2 separate regions of the Homo sapiens genome follow, and region 2 is linked to region 1. A link is an interaction called in ENCODE POLR2A ChIA-PET data of the cell type or tissue named here. Cell type or tissue: MCF 10A. All regions are shown on one strand. Links, peaks and the distances in the headings refer to the core of each region. The heading gives the core; the rest is flanking DNA.

Region 1 (4,392 bases), core at 321-4,320:
CCTAAGACCCCTCTTTGGGTTCAATTAATTTTCTGGACAGCAGCTTGTGGAACTCAGGGAAACACCTGCATTTACTGGTTTATTAAGAAGGACATTACAAAAGATACAAATGAAGGGATGTGTAGGGTGAAGTCTGGGGCAAAGGGTGTGGAGCTTCCATGCCCTCCCTGTGCCTTCCACCCTCCAGGAACCTCCATGTGTTCAGCTATCTGGAAGCTCTCTGAACCTGTCTTTTTTTTTTTTTTTTGAATGGAGGCTTCATTAGATAAGCATGATTGCCCTCTCTGTGTAGCGTTCCTTCCTCTAGGATGTGGGGCAGGACCCTCTCTGGAATGAGGGGCTTTATTTTTATTTTTATTTTTTATTTTTTTAATGTATTTTATTTTATTTTATTCTATTTTATTTTATTTTTTTGAGATGGAGTCTTGCTCTGCTGCCCAAGCTGGAGTATAGTGGCACAATCTCACCTCACTGCAACCTCCGCCTCCCAGGTTCACGCCATTCAAGGAGGGGCTTTTGACCCACAATGAGTTTAGAGTTTTGTCTTGGGCAGGTGAAAAGAGAATAGGAGAGGGTTAGAGAGAGAGATTCTATTTCTTAAGACCTGCTTCTGAGGCTTAAAGTGCCCTGACATTATAACAAAAGACTGCAGCAAGGGCTATGAGAGTTATGAGCCAGGAGCCATGGACAAAAACCAACATATATATATATATATATAAAATCAGAATATCACACTTGTCTATCCCTGAGCCAATCTCTGTGGCCAAGGGGATGGAACATGTTGATAAATCTTAGATCTAGCACCCCAACCCCCTTCCCAGAAGTGAGGTTGATTCCTTAGGCAGAGGTGGAGTGCTTGCTGTACCCTAATGGCAGGAGATGGGGTCATAGTTGGATGGATGGTGATGGGGCATGACACCCTTCCTCTCCATACTCTTTTCTTTCCCATTGAATTTTAGTGGAAGACATTGGGATATAGAAAATAGGTTTCTAGATGTTGACAACCTACTTGACTGCTTTTAGATTTATGTCCTCCAGAGTAGCCTGTTGTCTCTGGCCATTTCTGCAGGGCAAAACATATGTTTCTACACCTTTGTTGATGTAATTCATTCAGCCATCATTTCACTATTTTGTTCATTCATTTGTTCATTTAATATATATTTACGTGCCCAGTTCTGTGCTTTTTTTCCCATATCTTCTCTTAAGACTGAGTTATAGGCTGGGCGCAGTGGCTCATGCCTATAATCCCGGCACTTTGGGAGGCCGAGGAAGGCGGATCACTTGAGGCCAGGAGTTAGAGACCAGCCTGGCCAATATGGTGAAATCTCATCTCTACTAAAAATTCAAAACCTAGCCAGGCATGGTGGTGCACACCTGTAGTCCCAGCTACTTAGGAGGTTGAGGTGGGAGGATCGCTTGAACCCGAAAGGTGGAGGTTGCAGTGAGCCAAGATTGTGCCACCACACTCCAGGCTGGGTGACAGAGTGACTCCTTATCAAAAAAAAAAAAAAAAGACTGAGTGAAGATGCTGGGCCTGGTGGAGCTGAACCCAGGCAGAGCCAGTGTGCTCAGAGGTAATGGGAGTAGAGGGGACGATGTTTGAGTAATTTTCCTTGCTGATACACAGGTCTGCCAAGAGCTTTTCTTTATAGGCATATGACTAACTCCACCCACTCTCACCTAGAAATGCCTGGGAGTTTTCCAGGTAGTTAATTAGCTATTCACAGATAATCCTTGGGAAGCTCCAATTTTCAAACAAAGTATCTTTTAATGGCACTTTTAAATTATCTCCTTAGATAACAAATGTAATCACTGCCATTTATTGAATGCCTACTAGGCACTAAGTTATTCATTTTACTTACATTAGGTTATTAATTCTTTACACAAACCACTAAGGTAAGAATTATGATTTTACCATTATAAAATGAAGGCATAGAAAGGCCAAGTGAATTTCTCAAGGTGGAAAGCAACAGAACCAGGGTGTAAACCTAGGTCTGTCCAATGCCAAAACCAGTGCTTATTCCACGGGCCTCTCTCTCCCATGGTACACTGCAGCATTACTAAATATCAAACCTTATTTTCATTATTAGGTCACAATGAAACCCAGCTATCCTAACAGTGTCTATTAAATTCAATTTAGTAAGTAATTCTGAAACTAAGACTTAGATTTGGAATGGGGCTGGGCACGGTGGCTCATGCCTGTAATCCCAGCACTTTGGGAGGCTGAGGCAGAAGTTCAAGACCAGCCTGACCTATATAGTGAAACCCCATCTCTACCAAAAGTACAAAAAAATTAGCCGGGCATGGTGGCGTGCCCCTGTAGGACTACTTGAGAGGCTGAGACAGGAGAATCCCTTGAACCTGGGAGGCGGAGTTTGCAGTGAGCCGAGATTGTGCCGCTGCACTCCAGCCTGGGTGACAGAGCGAGACTACATCTCAAAAAAAAAAAAAAAAAAAAAAACAAGATTTGAATGGATCTAGAAGACTATGCTAATAGAACTACATTTTTACTGGGAACTAGTAGTAGAATTTAGGTTTTCTTTTTTTTTTGAGACAGGGTCTCACTCTGCCACCCAGGCTGAAGTTCAGAGGCACAATCTTAGCTCACTACAACTTCTACCTCGCAGGCTCAAGCTCAAGCTCCAACCTCAGCCTCCCGAGTAGCAGGAACCACAGGCACAGGCCACCACGCCTGGCTAATATTTTTTGTATTTTTCGTAGAGACGGGGTTTTACCATGTTGCCCAGGCTGGTCTTAAACCTCTGGGCTCGAGTGATTCATCCACCTTGGCCTCCCGAAGTGCTGGGATTACAGGGGTGAGTGACCGCACCCATCCGAATTCAGTATTTCTAACTCCCAACTTGTTCTTTTCTGAATCCCTAAAAAGAAACTAAGACACAGACCCTTCCTGAACTTAGAGTCTAGTTGGATTACAGGTCTTACAGAAACAACGCTGCTCTTAATTGTCAAAGCGAACTGTACAAATGTAGTTGAATGTCAAATGGAATATTAACAACAGTAAAAACTGCCGGAGGAACTTTAGTGTGCATTCCTTCTGCTGTTTCATTTTGTTTTCACAATTTTGGGGAAAGCTTCTTTTGCCTTTTCCCATTGTTCCACCTGGAGGAACTTCCATTAGAATAATGCATTTATCTTAGAAGTGAGTTACTTAATGGTGATAGTGAGGATTCCACACCTAGTGGTGCATGTTCCTTGATTGTGTAAAATTAATTTACTTAAAAGCTGCAAGGCTGCATTCATCAGAGATTCATTCTCTTTCCTCTCTACCAGACCAGTGCAAGGCAGTGATTCCAGATAGGTGCACCTGCCAAGGTGCTCTGTCCTACAGTTCACACTGCGTGAGATGGGCTGGAATGTTAGCCAGCCCTGCCTTTGGCTACAGGTGTAAATTCATGTTCTCCCATCAACTGCCACTTTCCCTCCATCTGTCAACTCCCTGTGTCTTATGTCTCAGTTGCTTCAGAACTCCACAGAGGAAAAAGGAAGTGGTTTGTTTGTTTGTTTGTTTGTTTTGTTTTTTTGTTTTTTTGAGATGGAATCTTGCTCTGTCTTGCCCAGGATGGAGTGTAGTTGCGTGATCTCAGCTCACTGCAGCCTCCCCTTCCCGGGTTCAAGTGATTCTCCTTTCTCAGCCTCCCGAGTAGCTGGGACTGCAGGCGTGTGTCACCACGCCCAGCTAATTGTGTATTTTTAGTAGAGATGGGGTTTCACCATGTTGGCCAGGCTGGTCTCGAACTCCTTCTGACCTCAGGTGATCCGCCCGCCTTGGCCTCCCGAAGTGCTGGGATTACAGGTGTGAGCCACCGCACCCAGGCTTCCTCCTTTCTTATCTCTGACTTCTCTCTCACTCCTGCTACCTGGGATCACCACCGATTAAACTATACCTGCAATTGAGAGGCCAAGGCTGCTGGATGGCTTGACCCCAGGAGTTCAAGACCAGTCTGGGCAACATGGCAAAACCCCATCTCTACAAAAAAGTACAAACATTAGCTGGGCATGGTGCATGCGCCTGTAGTCCCAGCTGCTCGGGAGGCTGAGGTGGGAAGATCATCTGACCCTGGGGAGGTCGAGGCTGCAGCGAGCCAAGATCGCACCTCTGCACTCCAGCCTGGGCAACAGAATGAGACCCTGTCTTAAAAAATAAATAAATAAATAAATTATCTGCACTCAAATCCTGGCTCTGCTTTTGCAGAGACCCAAACTAAGTCAATGGCAAAAGAAGATGGGATATGTACCTATTTGGAAATTAATAAAAAAGAAAAGAAAAAAAGAATCTATCCAGGTGGAGCAGACTGCTCCCTTGAGATAGACACTCCCATCCCAGCCTATCTCAGCACACACAGCAGTCTTCCTCCTTGTCATTGCCCTTGT
Region 2 (4,392 bases), core at 180-4,179, 64 kb before region 1:
CAAAAGCTTCACTAGCTCACACACTTTCAGTGACTTTTTCCTGATTGTGTTTCCTACATTCACAAAACACTTCTGGCTGAAAAACAGTGGCCGTCCCAGTCATTGACTACCACATGTGTTATTGAAGAAATTTTCCTACATTAAAATATTTTTAAGGCTGGGTGCAGTGGCTCATGCCTGAATTCCAGCACTTTGGGATGCTGAGGCTGGAGGATCACTTGAGCTCAGGAGTTTGAGACCAGCCTGGGCAACATAGTGAGACCTTTTTTTTTTTTAATTAAAAGAAAAAAAAATCTTAAAAAAAAGGTTGTGAAAGTAAAATATAGAAAAAACTTAATACAAAAAGATAGCTTCTCTATAGTCTCATCCATCCAGAGGTAAAACTGAAAACTGTTAGCATTTTGGTGTATACTTTTCATGTGATTTTATATTATTTCTCTTTATACATATGTAATATATATAGAATTATACCATATGAGTTAATTTAAAATTTCCTCAGTTGCTTTATATGTCAATTACATGTTTTCATTCCATCAGCTATTCTTTCTTTCTTTTTTTTTTTAAGAGACAGAGTTAGGGTCTTGCTCTGTTGCCTAGGCTAGAGTACAGAGGCACAATTATAGCTCACTACAGACTTCAACTTCTGGGCTCAAGTGATCCTCTCTCCTTGGCCTCCCAAAACACTGAAATTTCTGGCCATCAGGTATTCTATAGCATCATTTTTCCTGTTTTGTAAGGTATCATTTACATACAATAAAACTGGCCAATTTTAAGTGAAAAGTTTGATGACTTTGGGTAATAGTATACAATCTTGAGATCATCATAACAAGATAAAGAACAGTTCTTAATTTTAAAAAGTTATCTGTGGCTGGGTGCGGAGGATCACGCCTGTAATCCCAGCACTTTGGGAGGTCGAGGCAGGCAGATCAGGAGGTCAGGAGTTCCAGACCAGCCTGGCCAACATGGTGAAGCCCCATCTCTACTAAAAATACAAAAATTAGCCAGGCGTGGTGATGCACACCTGTAATCCCAGCTACTCAGGAGGCTGAGGCAGGAGAATTGCTTGAACCTGGGAGGCGGAGGTTGCAGAGAGCTGAGATCGCACCACCACCCTCCAGCCTGGGTGACAGAGCAAGACTCTGTCTCAGAAAAAAAATAAAACAAATAAAAAAGACAAAGTGCATTCTTAAATAAGGGCTCCCAAATTTGTCTCACTGAAGGATGCCTATTGATGTGCGAAAGCTTCTGAACATATTTTCATATTGTGTTGCCTCTTTGATTTAATTGTTGTATTTATTATATTAGAGACAGGGTCTTGAACTCCTGGTCTCAAGCAATTCTCCTGCCTGGGCCTCCCAAAGTGCTGGGATTATAGGTGTTAAGGCCACTGTGCCGGCAAATTGCCTCTTTTAAAAGACTCTTTATAAAAGGTAAATGAAAAGCTTAAGTGATAAGGAAAATTGAATCTGCTAATCTTTTGGCTTAGTTACTGTTGTGTTCTAAAGGTTAAAGAAAGCTGTCCTGGGTATTTGTACATATAAAGTGTTTATAAAAGGTAAGCCCTCAGGTTAAGTAGGTTTGTTTCTTTTTCAGATCTGCCCATGCTGAGTCCATACATACAGAATGCCTTTTTCACCATCTTGCTTGATTGGTTCTCTGCTAAACTCGGTAATTTTAACTAAGAAATAGAAGCTACATTTTTCATTCTTTTTTTTTTTTTTTTTTTTTTCGAGACTGAGTCTTTCTCTCTGTCGCCTAGGCTGGAGTGCAGTGGTGTGATCTCCGCTCATGGCAACCTCCACCTCCCAGGTTCAAGCGATTCTCCTGCCTCAGCCTCCGAAGTAGTTGGGATCACAGGCATGTACCGCCACACCGAGTTAAATTTTTTTTTGTTTAGTAGAGAAAGGGTTTCACCATGTTGGCCAGGCTGGTCTTGAACTCCTGACCTCAGGTGATCCACCTGCCTTGGCCTCTCAGAGTGCTGGGATTACAGGCATGAGCCACTGTGCCCGGCCAGAAGCTAATATTTTTTTCTTTTTTTTTTTAGACGGAGACTCATTCTGTTGCAAGGCTGGAGTGCAGTGACGCAATCTCGGCTCACTGCAACCTCTACCTCCCAGGTTCAAGCGATTCCCCTGCCTCAGCCTCCTGAGTAGCTGGGACTATAGGCGCATACCACCATGCCCAGCTAATTTTTGTATTTTTAGTAGAGATGGGGTTTCACCATGTTGGCCAGGATGGTCGCAATCTCTTGACCTTGTGATCCGCCCACCTCGACCTCCCAAAGTGCTGGGATTACAGGTGTGACACCCTGTCTGGCCAGAAGCTAAATTTTTAAAAAATAAACAAACACCCTTGAACCAGATGGGTCTCCAAAATATACCTTTCTGGCATTCAACTGGCTATTTTTAAAGACTTTTGTTAAAACGATTTATATCCATAAAGGAAATCTCCTTCTGTGAGGATGTCTGCCTCTGTGCACCTGGAAAAAGGGGAGGGCTGAGACAAGTCTTACCTTCGTTTAGGTGCTTTTCCTGGCCAACGTGTCTTGAAATTGAGCTTTCAGCTATACTCTCTAGGTTTGGGCAAATTATGGTACAATATTTAGGCCTGAAGTCTGGCTTTCTGCTTTTTGTTGTTATTGTTGTTGTTTGTTTTTCTGTTTTTTTGAGACAGAGTCTCGCTCAGCTGCCCAGGCTGGACTGCAGTAGTGCGATATCAGCTCACTGCAACCACCATCTCTACGGTTCAAGCGATTCTCCCGTCTCACGTCTCAGCCTCCCAAGTAGCTGGGATTACAGGCACCCACCATGACTCCCAGCTAAATTTTATATTTTAGTAGCGACAGGGTTTTACCATATTGGCCAGGCTGGTCTTGAACTTCTGACCTCAGTTGAACCCCCCTCCTCGGCCTCCCAAAGTGCTAGGATTACAGGCGTGAGCCACTGCACCTGGCCATGCTTTCTGCTTTTGAGATGAGATGTATGAATACATTTTTTCTGCCTTGTTTCACCTAGAAGCCATCCATTTGAGGGTGCAGATTTTGGGTTGCTTAGCTGACCATTGTTTAGGCAATTAAACAGTTAATTGGAAAACCGATGGTCAAAAAGGAAGAAATGTATTAAGATTTAGAACAGAAGAAACAAATAAAACAACTACAGAATGAGAATAAAATTACTGAGGTTATAAAAATACAGATTTAACAAGTTTTTTGTAAACTAGCATTAATTAATGGCACTAATGACTTACTGACCCAATATCAGAAAATACTCTTTAAATGTCCTGAAGTCCCTTGGAAAGGTAAATCTTGTCTGAAATGCTGACATCCAGCGAATTAGGTAAGCAGCATTCCAGCTGAAATAAGATCTGAAATAAGTTAAAACTCTTTAAATGCTCAAACTACCTGCTTTGGATTCCCTGTAGGATTTTAAAAAAGGAATGGGCACAGTGGCTCACGTCTGTAATCCCAGAATTCTGGGAGGCCAAGGTGGGAGAATTGATTGAGCCCAGGAGCTCGAGACCAGCCTGGGCAACATGGTGAAACTCCATTTCTACCAAAAATACAAAAACTTAGCCAGGCATGGTGGTGCACACCCGTAGTCCCAGCCACTTGGGAGGCTGAGGTGGGAGGATCACCTGAACCCAGGAGGTCAAGGCTGCAGTGAGCTGTGATTGTGCCTCTGCACTCCATCCTGGGTGACAGGGCAAGACGCTGTCTCAAAAAGAAAAAAAGAAAAGAAAAAAGAAAGGCTCTCCACTCTAGAACATTGTCTAGGATTTAGTCCTTTACCATTGCAGGCTAAGTTCGATTCCTGTTCAAGGAACCAGTCCCACTTGCTTTAATTTATTCCTATGATTTATGTTACCTTGGCATTCGTTTCAATTCCCCTTTAAAATGCCCAGGCTTCTTGGAGAGGCTTGAGTTCTCCGAGTGTGCTAGAGTGTAAATATGCTACCTCGTTTTCTCTAAAATTCGGTAAGGGTTTCAGCCATGTGGAGAAGATAAGTTTCAGCCTGTTCCATTTGTAGAGATACAGTTTGAATCCAACTGACCCTTTAAACTAGTGAGTTTTACCTGATTCATGGCTAAAGTTTTAAAACTAAAGCTATAAAATCCTTATGTCTGTCTATATTTTTGTGTATACATGTGTACACACATCTGTTTGTGTATTGTCTATAGTACAAATTTGGCTTATAAATAAAGGAGCATTCATAAATTAATTAAATAAGCCAGATGCTTTTCAAGTTCACATGACTTAGTAATCTTTTGTTGGATGGGACAAGTCTAATATTATTGGTTTGATGGGAATGACTGTTTCTTCTCAATTATCAGCAAAATGCGCATGTATTAAGTTTAAAGTTCTTGCTTTTATGATACTTGCCTGGCATACA

Evidence for each region. Peaks named below come from ENCODE experiments on the same cell type or tissue, not always from the same donor. Only the 100,000 strongest peaks of a DNase experiment are listed, where the experiment ranks them.
Region 2: POLR2A ChIA-PET joins it to region 1 with 5 read pairs; 4 of 35 experiments call an interaction of 5 or more read pairs at or near these places.

Annotation. Positions count from the first base shown.
Region 1 is chr2:222,825,983-222,830,374 of GRCh38, forward strand. No RefSeq gene overlaps it. Among named protein-coding and RNA genes, the nearest start is that of ACSL3, 33 kb to the right of the region's middle. In MCF 10A, for the core only: no CTCF peak of the experiment used is centred there; DNase peaks (open chromatin) are centred at 1,639 and 2,789.
Region 2 is chr2:222,762,439-222,766,830 of GRCh38, forward strand. The region is part of intron 2 of LOC105373903 (a long non-coding RNA gene); the gene reads left to right. Among named protein-coding and RNA genes, the nearest start is that of MOGAT1, 93 kb to the left of the region's middle. In MCF 10A, for the core only: no CTCF peak of the experiment used is centred there; no DNase peak of the experiment used is centred there.